2 separate regions of the Homo sapiens genome follow, and region 2 is linked to region 1. A link is a contact called in ENCODE Hi-C or POLR2A ChIA-PET data. All regions are on one chromosome and are shown on one strand. Each heading gives the region's core, a stretch centred on a gene start or an enhancer-like site at or near the end of the contact. The rest is flanking DNA. Distances are from core to core; before and after follow the strand shown.

What was found. A loop is a pair of places that touch in the nucleus more often than their neighbours do. ChIA-PET counts read pairs that join two places held with the same protein, here RNA polymerase II (POLR2A). Pooled maps may share reads with other maps.
Region 2: a loop to region 1 is called in a pooled map, with 4 times the contacts of the local background. The contact joins the promoter of LRRC20 here to the promoter of MACROH2A2 in region 1. A Hi-C loop is called at or near these places in 2 of 50 pooled maps. POLR2A ChIA-PET finds 5 or more read pairs at or near these places in 5 of 52 experiments (H1, HCT116, MCF 10A and 2 more).

What each region holds. Positions count from the first base shown.
Region 1 is chr10:70,049,998-70,055,489 of GRCh38, reverse strand. MACROH2A2 (macroH2A.2 histone) reads right to left here and starts at 2,644. Exons shown (of 9, transcript NM_018649.3): 1 at 2,490-2,644.
Region 2 is chr10:70,379,914-70,385,405 of GRCh38, reverse strand. LRRC20 (leucine rich repeat containing 20) reads left to right here and starts at 2,781. Exons shown (of 5, transcript NM_001278212.2): 1 at 2,781-2,857. RefSeq lists enhancers at 2,277-2,376, 2,907-3,106, 2,951-3,570 and a silencer at 2,507-2,876.

The DNA.
Region 1 (5,492 bases), core at 1,395-3,894:
GGAGGACCCCTTGAACCCAGGATTTCGAGACCAGTCTGAGCAATATAGCGAGACCCCCATCTCAAAACAACAACAAAACAAACAACAAAAGACTTGGTGCTCAATAAGTGTTTGTTGAATGATCTCTAACCACAAGTTCTTTGTTAATCTCTGTGCAATATACTTTCCATTTACCAAGACTGCATCTAACTTGGAGGTTATTTCTTAAGGTTGAAAAACATTCTTAAGAAAGTTGGCTGAATTTTTGCACATCCCTCCCCGGTAACAAGTTACAGATACCTTTCATTTAAAGTTGCCTAAGACAGGACTCACCTCCTGTTCTGCTGGCAGGAGGCAGTGAAAACAGATGTGGTTGTCTCAGACAATAGCTAGCAGGGTGTCCCACCCACTGGGAAATGGCAGACCAGAGGCGCTTTAAAAATCCTGGGAACCAGACAGAAGATGGAATGGTGAGGGAGTAGGGTCAGAATCACAGGGACACTCCGGATTCAAGGAGGTAAATTCTTTTACGCAGTTTTGATATAGAGGAAACCACTAATAATGTGTAAAGTCTGACAATTAATGGATCCAGGTGAGGTGTAACTGTGGTAGGATAGGAAAAACCAGAGAAGAGGAGAACTGGGCATGTTTTAAAAGGAAATTTGGCTACAGGAAAGAGGGGTTATGAAGATGTGAATTATGCGACTCAAGATAAACTTTTCCGCCGGGCAGTGCCTCTATTTATTTATATGTAATTTTAGGCTAAAACAATTCTAAAAATCACCAGTATGTTTCCAAATCTTGGAGCTCTTAACATTTAGTTTGAAAATAAAAAGTGTGTTAAAACGGATTGAGAATTATGTGTAGCTTAGTTTGTGGTTCAAAACAACACACACGAAGACACGTTCTCGCTCTTAATAATGTTTTCTTTTTCTCTCACCTATTGAACCGTTTCAGTAGCAACTGTGCAGCCCAGTGAGGTGACAATTGGATTTCAAAACAAACACAAATGAGCAAAGTGAGGAAACCATTTGCCGCGGTGGACTAATGGCCCCTAGGGGATCCTGGGGTCTGTGGGGCTTAGAACTGGGCCCTTGTTTTGAATTCCTCTGAGGTGGACAGAAGCTGGAAGGACACCTCAGTTCCAGCGTGGCTGTGACAGGGTAACTGCCCTTAAAATCAGGGCAGCGGAGCCACGGTTCCCATCGCGTCCCCTCAAACACTCAGGGCCCCGCACTTTGGTTTCTCAGCCCATTTCTTCTCGCGCCTTTCATCCCTTCACTCATCCAGGGCCGTTGCCAAAAAACCCTGGCAAGGACCAGGCCTCAGTCAGGCCCACGGTGGTCCACTGCACGCGACGGGAAACTCCTGGAGGAAGCTCGTTTGGCCCTTGGGGAACCAATGCCCCTTTGGCCATTGTTGTAAGGAACAAAGAGGGCAAGAACTGAGGGCGCCCCCCCAAGGAAAGGCGGGGGAGGACACCCACGGGCGATCCGGGGGGCTGGCCGGGCTGGGGCTGAGGTGCGCCGGGGCTGGAGGCTGGGAGCCGGGGGAGGCAGGGCTGGTCCCCAACCGCCGCGCCCCGCGAGCGATACGCACGGCGTCCGGCGCCCGGCAGAGCCCTTTCCTGCGCCGCAGCCAGTTTACTTTTATTCCCTTTTTCGATATTTTTATTATTATTATTTTTTCCCGCGCAAAGCGGGAGCCAGACTGCCCAGGCGAGCCACGGCCGGGCCGCCATTTCCCGGTGAAAGCGCAGCGCGCGTCGGCACCGGGCGCCCCGGAAAGGGAACCGAAGGGGAGTGCCCGGCCTCGCGCCCTCTTCCGCGCCGGCCCCGGGGCGCACGCCCGCCCGCGGCGCCCGGGTGTCCGCGCAGCAACCCCCAGCCCTCGCCCCGCCACCCGGCGTCCCCGACCTGACCTTCCCCGGCGCGGCCCGCCCCCGGACTCGGGTCCCTAACCTCCGCCCGGCTGCTCCGCGCCCCCTCCATTGTCAGCCTGGAGCCGCCGGCGCCCTGCCCGGGCACCTTCAGAGGCCCCCGAGCGGCCCTCCCCGGGCTCCCTCGGGCCCTGCGCAGCCCCCCACCCATCGCCCCGTGCCCATCGGCGGCCGGGCGCCTCCGTCCTCCCGCTCCTGCGCCCGAAACTCCGCATTCCCAGGAGACCTCCGCTTCCTCCGGGTCCAGCCTCGCCTGGGGCCCGCTGCTGAACCTCGCATCCCTCCTCCTTCCCCTCTCAGTACCCTCGACGCCCCCGGCCCCTCGCTGGCCGCAGGAATTTGACCACTTCTTTAGCAGCCCCCCCTTTATCGCCCAAGGAAGCAAGTTGGGCAGCTGGATTTAAGAATTTGTTTTTGCAGAGGGTGGGTCGGCTATCGAGGGTGCGCCCGCAGGGGCTCGGGGGAGAGGCAGAGGTGGTTCTCTCCGGCCCCTGCACTGCCCCGGCGGCGCGTTTTGTTTCCAGACCCCGGAGCACCCTAAACAATAATGCCATCGCCATGGCGGGCTCACCTGGTGCTGCGCCGCCTGCTCCCGGCGCCCGGTGCCCTCTGCGCGCCCCTCCACGGGCGCAGGTTTGGCCCACGCGGCGCCGGTGCCGGGCAGGACTCTTTGCCTTTCTTTGGGTTCTATCTGTGCGTGTCAATGGCGGCAAGCGGCAGTTCTCTGGGCCGCGGATAGTAGCGGGGGGAGGAGGAGGAGGGAGAAGGGATTGCTCCTTCTCCACATAACCACCTCTAGGAGGAGTTGCTCAGCCTCATCCCCCGCCAGCCCAGGCTCCGCGACGGGTCCGGGGCTTTCGGTGGGGCTTGATGAGCTATTGTCCTTCAGGAGTATTAATGGTGAAACCGCGCGGCCTCCGCGTACTTGGCCGATCTGCGAGACGAGCCGAGGGCCACTCGCTAACATGAGGCTTTCCCCAGAACTGGGCACAAACGCGCTATGGTCGCGATCCAGTCTCCTGTTAGCTGGATCCACCTTTGGTGGGAGAAGGTGGCGTGGGCGTTCATCTGGCAGCTCTGGGGAGAGTCTTCGAAGGGGAAAGCGAAAAATGCCACCTTCTATATTTTTGTGTCCTTAAATAATAACAAGTACATTAACGTTTGTGTCCACCACTGGGAAGAGTGCATAGGGCGGCCACAGCCACGAGAGCTGAGAATTTATATCCGTGCCTGTAGGCTTTTTAGAAATTAAGACCGATTTAGAATCCAGCGTTGCATAATATTTGGAGAGGCAGATGTATGTTTTGGTGGGTGAGACTGTGTGTATGGGCATAATTTTTAATTGGGTTGCTTTACAAGGTGTTAATTTGCAATATCCCAACGGGTATTTAGATGAGCGCGAGGCTATTGTCTTCAGGACCAGTTTTTATTAGTTACTAGAAAATGCATCTTTATGGGGGTGTGGTGGACACTGTCGGGTGTGATAATGGGGATTAGCAGTTGCTGTGTTCCTAGTGGAAGCCAGTCTCGGCTTTGTATTGTGAGTTGTTGGCCAGGGCTCCATGGCTGGAGGGGAGTCAAAAGAATGTGTTTATTTCAGTGGGAAATACTAACTTGCTGTGGACCATCCAGGTTTCCTCTGATTTCTCCTACAGTCAAAGGACTGTGAGAGGCAACATTTTGATCCCTTCCAAAAAGAGAAACCGGTGCAAACAGAATTCTCCAGCCTTGGCCAAATGGCTGATTTTTAAAGCTGTTACATTTGGTAATATTGTGTATATTTGCTACTACAAACTTGTAACTATTTAGGCAGTGGGGACTTTGGAGTGACTGAAAGCCTCCCAGTGCCTGAGTGGGAAGAACTCATGCCTACCACCCTCTGCGTCTCTACTAGTTAGTTAATCATGGCTATTGCTGGCGTTTATAGATAGCGGGTTAGGTTTAGAACATGTGCATTTTAAAGTGTATTTGCTGAGAAATCAGCCATGTTTCTCTCTGACTTCCTCCAAATCACGCATATATCATCAACATATGCATAAGCCTCTATTTCAGTCTCCTATGGCTTCTCAAACTCCCCTGGACTCAACAGTCTCTGTTTCTTGGGGCTTCCTTTACTCTTTTCCTAAGCCTTTCACGCCCTCTGTGTATGACCTCACTGTTCTTTGTCTTGGAAGGTATTTTCCAGGTCAGATATCCAGTCAGGATAAAGTCTTCTTTCCCCAAGATGTATATTTAAAGGGTTTCAAATGATCCCCTGGGGCATCCCATAATGATGTCCTTTCCCATTCCTAAAGAAAGGGTCTCTCTTCTTATACCTTCAGGTGTCCATTCTTCACCAGAAATAACCATCAAGCCAACATTCAAGAGAGTTCAGGAGTTTTCTATGAGTGCTTGAAAAATACTCATACTCTGTCATCCAGTCAGCCAGGCTGACTGAAATATAGTTGAATAATTCATCAGTAGATATTAGATTCACATTCTCCTTGTAATTTCCCAATAAAAGTGGCATATGTGGTCATTTTTATGTGAATTTTATATAACAGTTCATTCTAGCATTTTGTTATGTGCTATCCTGAGAGAGGCTGGATCTAGTAAATTTACTGGTTAGGATTCTCCCATTTCATACTGGTTGGTTTCTTCAGACAGATGATGCTGTCACAACTCAGAAAATCAAGGAAGAGGTCAGCTTCAAAATACTCTGATTCTTAGGATAAAAGGGTTCTTAGAGTTCACCTAGTGGAAACCTTTGCTATAGGAAGAAATCTGGTATTTGGAAGGGTGAAATGACTCAGCCATGGCCTCGCAGGACATTAGTGGGAGATCCTCCAATGCATGTCCAGATACCCAGTCAATGCAGTTTCCGCCAATTCCAAACTTTTCAGGATGTATAGGGGACAAATATGCCACTTAATATGCAGATCTAGTTGAATTATGTGTGTTTAATACCGAACATTTAACACATAAAAATTTAACACTGAGATAGTATCATATAATATTATATAAAATTAAAATACATTTTAAAAAGTCAACATGATCATAAGTTGATAAGTAATCTAGAGTTCCGCAGTGGTCTCTAGCTCGGGGAACCTCTGACAAGTTGAATAATAAAGAATGATAAGAGCTTACACTTATTGAATGTTTACTATGTGCACTGTACTAAGCACTTTATCCTAACTTATTTAATCCTTTCAACACTTGTATGGGGCAAGCACTATTTTCTCCTTTTTACAGACTGAGGCAGGGAGTGGATGAGAAACTTTCCCACAGTTATAGAGTTAGGAAGTGGCAGATCCATGCTCTTAATCACTGCCTTAATCTGAAGGTGGAGAAGTGCATTTGTTTTAAGCAAAGGAATTTTGCACTCAGTCACATGATCTGAGTCTAAGAGGGGCCCTTGGGCCCCTCCCAATAAATGTCCCTAAGGAGTCAGCAAACAGCCTAATTACAGGAGGGTTGGTTGATTACAGTTGCACTGAAAACATTTTCTTAACCCTTGACCTGTATGTGTGCATAATATTATGAATACAGGTATTGATTGTGAGTTGACTCCATTACAGCAAACATGTCTTTAATA
Region 2 (5,492 bases), core at 1,532-4,031, 330 kb before region 1:
GCTCAAGCTATCCTCCCACCTCGGCCTCCTGAGTAGCTGGGACTACAGGCCCAAGCCACCATGCCCGGCTACTTTTTGTATTTTTTGTAGAGATGGGGTTTCACCGTGTTGCCAGGCTGCTCTCGAACTCGTGAGCTCAAGTGATCCTCCCGCCTCAGCCTCCCAAAGTGCTGGGATTACAGGCGTGAGCCACAGAGCCCAGCCCAAGAATACTTATGGAGTCCTGTGACAGATTACAAAATTAGCCCCAACTCTCTGCTCATCCCTGTACTCATATTCTTTGCAATGTGACTTCGCTGCTTCTCCCATCAGGAGATGGAGTCTATTTCTTCACCCTCGAACCTGGGTTGGCCTTGCCATTTGGTTTAGTCGATACAACTGTGGAAGTGGACTAGTGCCGATTTTGAGCCTAGACTTTGAGAGACCTTGCACCATTCCACTCGTGCTCTCGGAGCCCTGCAGCTCCATGTGAACAAATTAGGCTAGCCTGTTAGTAGATGAGAGACATGCGACCTACTTGCCTCAGTTGGCAGCTAGCCACTTCCCAGAAGCAGAGCCTTCTGACTGCCTGGCGATGAACCCGGATGCATGAGGGAGTCCAGCTGAGACCAGAAGAACTGCCCAGCTAAGCCCAGCCTCAAATACTGACCCATAAAATCATGAACTAAATAAGTAGTTATTGTTTTAAGCCACAACTAAGTTTTGGGGTGTTTTATTATGCAGGAAACACTGATGGATACAAGCACTGAACATGCGTCAAGCTCTGGTATTTGCAATCAGGCAGACTCTCGGGAGTAAAGACTTGTGCAGAGATGATAGAATAATGGGTATAATGCACTAAGTGCTCTGGAGAAGCAAAAACAGTAGGAATAGAAGAGGTGGATTTGAGCTAGGGAGGGATCTTGTCTCTGTGGAGTTAGAGGGTCCAGGATGAACTGCCTGGGACAGGGGACTGTCTGAGGGAAAGTATGAATGTTGGAAACCCCAGGCTGGGGCCATCAGCCAGCAGTATATACTGAGCCCTTACCATGGGTACAGAAACACTGTACTGGCTGTCTCAAGTCTGCGTATGGACTAGCAGAGGAGAGAAGACATCCACGTGTAAAAGTTGGGTAGAAGTGTCATGCTGGTTTTCAGTGAAAACAGAAGTAGCTATGCCTGCTTTGTCCACAGTGGCAAGCAGCATCTCGGCTTGGGCAGAATGGGACTCTACCCATTAGTTATTTATATCTGGTACTTGCTATATATCTGGCAGGGATGTGGTGTTGATGGGTTGAGAGAGATCTCCATAGTTTTCCCTGGGAAGGCACAAGGGGTCAGAAAACATGGCTGCTTAAGTATCCACTTGACTGGTAACCCCTTGAGGGCAGGGTCTGTGTCTGATTCATGTCAGTATACCCCAAGACACAAGGCTTTGCATATACTAAGCAATCAGTTTCAAAAGACTTACTTTGGAGATATTTATCATCCTCTTCTCTTTATTCCTACTAACCTATTGTAGTTTTTTCCTAGGGCTGCTATAACAAATGGACATAAACTGGGTGGCAACAGAAATTTATTCACTTACAGCTCTGGAAGCTATTAAGTCCAAAATCAAGGTGTCTGGAGGGTTAGTTCCTTTTTGGAGGCTCTGAAGGAGGAATTATTCCCTGCCCGTTCCTAGCTTCTGGTCCCTGCTGGCAGTGCTTGGCACTCCTGGCCTTGGAAATGCATCAGCTGATCCCTGCCGCCATCACCACAGGTGGTTCTCCCTGTGCGTCTCTTCTGTGTCTCTTCTCTTACAACGACACCAGTCTCAGTGGATTAGGGGCCCGCCCTACTCCAGCATGACCTTAACTCATTACATCTGCAACGGCCCTACTTCCAAATAAGATCACATTCTGATGAACTTTAACATATTGTTGGGGGTGGAGAGGGCATAAGTAACCCTTAACATCCATCGAGGCCCAAGGGAATGTGTGTTCTTTGACTGCCTAGACCCCCTAGAGGCGGAATTAAATATTCTTTTTTTTTTCTTTGAGACAGAGTCTCACTCTGTCCACTCAGGTTGGAGTGCCCATCTCGGCTCACTGCAACCTCCGCCTCCCGGGTTCAAGCGATTCTCCTGCCTCAGCATCCCGAGTAGCTGCGGCTACAGGCGCCTGCCACCACGCCCGGCTAATTTTTGTATTTTTAGTAGAGACGGGGGTTTTGCCATGTTGGCCAGGCTGGTCTCGAACTCCCGACCTCAGGTGATCCGTCTACCTCGGCCTCCCAAAGTGCTGGGATTACAGGCGTGAGTCGCCGCGCCCCGCCCTCAAGTCATATTTTATAGATGAGAACATTAGGATTGGAGACGCAGGGCCGAGACACAGGGCCTTGCATATACTAAAAACCTCAATGGGCACCCGAAGTCATCATAGGAAAATTTCCCTATGCTCCATGTTCACGTGTTTCAAAGTATCCCTGATCTGGCTAATTCAACTCCATTCCCTCGAGAAAACCCAATCTGGAGCCCCGGTCCTAGAGATCCTGGGATGTACTGCGCGTCCCACTCTGTATCTCCGCCCCCTCAGGCGTTCTCCCTCTAGAAGCAGCACACAAAGCGGTTACTCCCTGCGGCCGGGAGCGCGCGGGCTGCCCTTCCGCGCGCCACCCCCGCGCGCGCCGCTCCCCCACTGATTGGCTGAGCGCATCCCGAGCCCAGCCTGCTCCCGCCGCGGCGCCGGTCCTGGCGCCGGGATTGGCGGAGTGGCCGCGCGCGCAGATCCCGCAGCCCCGCGCGCCCCGCCCCGCCGGCTCGGAACTCGCCTGGGGCGCCGCCGGCGGCGGAGGGAGCGTGACTGCGCTGCGCAGGGCGCTAGGAGGCATTGTCGCCGTAAGTGGAGCCAAAAGCGGCCCGGAGCGGGACCACACGCTTCTTGCCCCGCAAAGTAAATGTAGTCCGAGGTCAAGCGTTGCAGGGGCTGGGGGAGAGAGGGCGAGAAGTGTTCCGATTTTTGCAGCGTCCCCTCCCCTCCCCCAGGTCACCCGGTGGAAAAGAGCAGCGGTGCACCAGCGGAGGCTCTGGCGGTGCCAAGGGGCTCGGCATGCGCGGGCTCTTGCTTGCTCACTGCACCTGGACCCCGATGGTTCAGGGGAGTGGGTGCAGAGGTGCCAGGGAATAGGGAGCTCGGAGAACCGCTCCCAGGCGGGCCTCCATTCCTCGCGGGAGGCGCCCTTGCTTGGAGAGGCTGCTGTGCATTTCGTCCCCGAAGCGACACTTTCGGGGTTTGCTTCCGCTCTGGGGAGCTGCAGACGCCTGCTCCAGAGCGTGCCTCTCGGCCTCCGGGCAGCGTGGGAGCCCCGGGGCCTCTGCGATCACTACCATTCTTCCCTCTGCCAGCTTTATTCTCCCAGTCCCCGCCTGCCGGGCCAGCGGACGAGGTGCCATTGGCTGCAGGCACCGGGGGTGAGGCGGATCCTGGCACGCGGGGCTGGGGGACCCTTGCCTGGCTACCGCGCGTAGTGCTGGAGGCTCAGTCCGAGGATGCCTAGATGTTAGCGAGGGAGCACGCGCTGAGCTTCCCGAACCCCATGCCACAAAAACAAGGCGCCAGCAGGTCCCGCTCACGTCCCAGCGGGCTTCTTTCCCTGGGGTGGGGAAGTGGGTCAACTTCGTTCTGATCTGAAGGGGGGTTTGGGACTATTTGGGTCGCTCCTCACCTCCCCACCCGCTCCCCGGCTTGGCATGGTCCAGAGCCCGGGCTGGAGCCAGCGGTAGGGCCAGCTTGCACACATGGCTCCGGAGGCTCCGGTTGCCCATCCGAGCCCCTGCCAGGCTCTAACGTTCCCAACTGACAACACCAGTAACTAAATATAGGAGCAGATGGTGGGGACGGGCTGTCGCAGCGGCTCCTTTGCAGAGGTCTCCGGACTGCAGATAAGGTAGAGTTATTGATGGTAAGGGCTGGAGTCAGGGGGCCAGGTCAGGGTTTAAGCAAAAATCACCCCTCCCCCAGCCAGCCTGAGTCCAGGTGAAACCAGGTTATAGGGACAGGAGGGCTGTATTGCCAGCTCCCCCAAAGCAGGACAACGTTTTTGTCTGGCATTGAATTTATTACATCCAAACTTCCTCTCTACACCTGTTTGATTACCTACTGGTAATGCCTTGGTGTGGGAAACATGTAATGGTTCGCAAAGTCCTTTCCCAAAAGTTACATATCAGTTACTTCCCACAATAATCCGGTGAGGAAGGTGGTATTTCCATTTTACAAATGGGACTGCTCACAACACTGTTAACTTTGCAAAACTATGGATTAGGCTGCCTTCCTCAAAAAACTTCTCTTAGTTCGCTACACAGAAGCAGAGGACAGCCTTGTAAGAGGGCTGCAGTTCCCTTCCTCAGTAATCTGGGAGCCCATTGGCTCCCTGTCTCTCTCTCTCCTGAATCTCTTTGTGCACCTGCTGCTCACCCCTGTCCCTTCCCCCTGGCCATGCCATGTGCCTTCATGCCCCCCTAGGCCTGGCCCTGTAGCCTTACTACTATCAGGCTCATCCTGCCTCCCAGTGGGAAGCTTGTTCTAGCCCATACCCAGTCTCTGCCCCTTTACTCCCACAGTGGGGGCCTTATGGAAGGTGTCCAGGAGACGTTTGCTGGATTTAAACATTTCACCGGACCAGGATGCTCACTCTGAGGAATGGGGTTGAGGGTGTGTGGAGAGGGCCATGCTTTGAGGATGTAGGCAGTGTGAGTATGAGCTTCGACCCTGTGCTGAAGTGTCTCTGGGATTTGGAGTGCTTTCCCTGACATTTTCTAAGGCCTACCCTCTATTGCCTGGGACTGGCTGGGGCCAGTAGTGCCAGCTGGCTGGGGTGCCCCAAGCGGCGATCTGGCCCATGTGGGCTGATGGTGTCTGTTTCTGCCTTTTGGAACACTCTGTGACTCTCCACTACCACCATCCCTGCAGATGGCATTGACCAGGTACCCTGAGGAGCTCAGGCCTGTCAGCTGGACTTCATGAAACAATTCTTCCTTGTGGAGAAAGGGGCAGTTTTAGGTGAAGGGAGGATGGCTTCCTAGCTAGTTAATAAGCGTGGTGATTTTAAGCAGCGGGAACCTTTTGGGGGTCCCGAGCACATTTTTGCTGTACTCAGAGCATCCTCCATCCTCTGGCATAGAAGGAAGGGGCCCTTCTTCCTACTGAATTGCCCTGACACCTAGACTTTACATGTTGTTTCTGTTCCTGTACCTGTGTACACTCTGACCCACACAATAGGACGTCTGAACTTGCCACCAGTGGTGAAATTTTTAATCTGACTAGTTTTCATCAGTGGTCTAAGGCAAGGGTCCTCAACCCCTGGGCTGTGGATGGCATAGGTCCGTGGCTTGTGAGGAACCCGGCTGCACAGCAGGAGGTGAGCACCAGTAAGCATTACCGCCTGAACTCTGCGTCCTGTCAGACCAGCGGCCGCATTAGATTCTCCTAGGAGCCTGAACCCTATTGCGAACTGCGAATGCGATGGATCTAGGT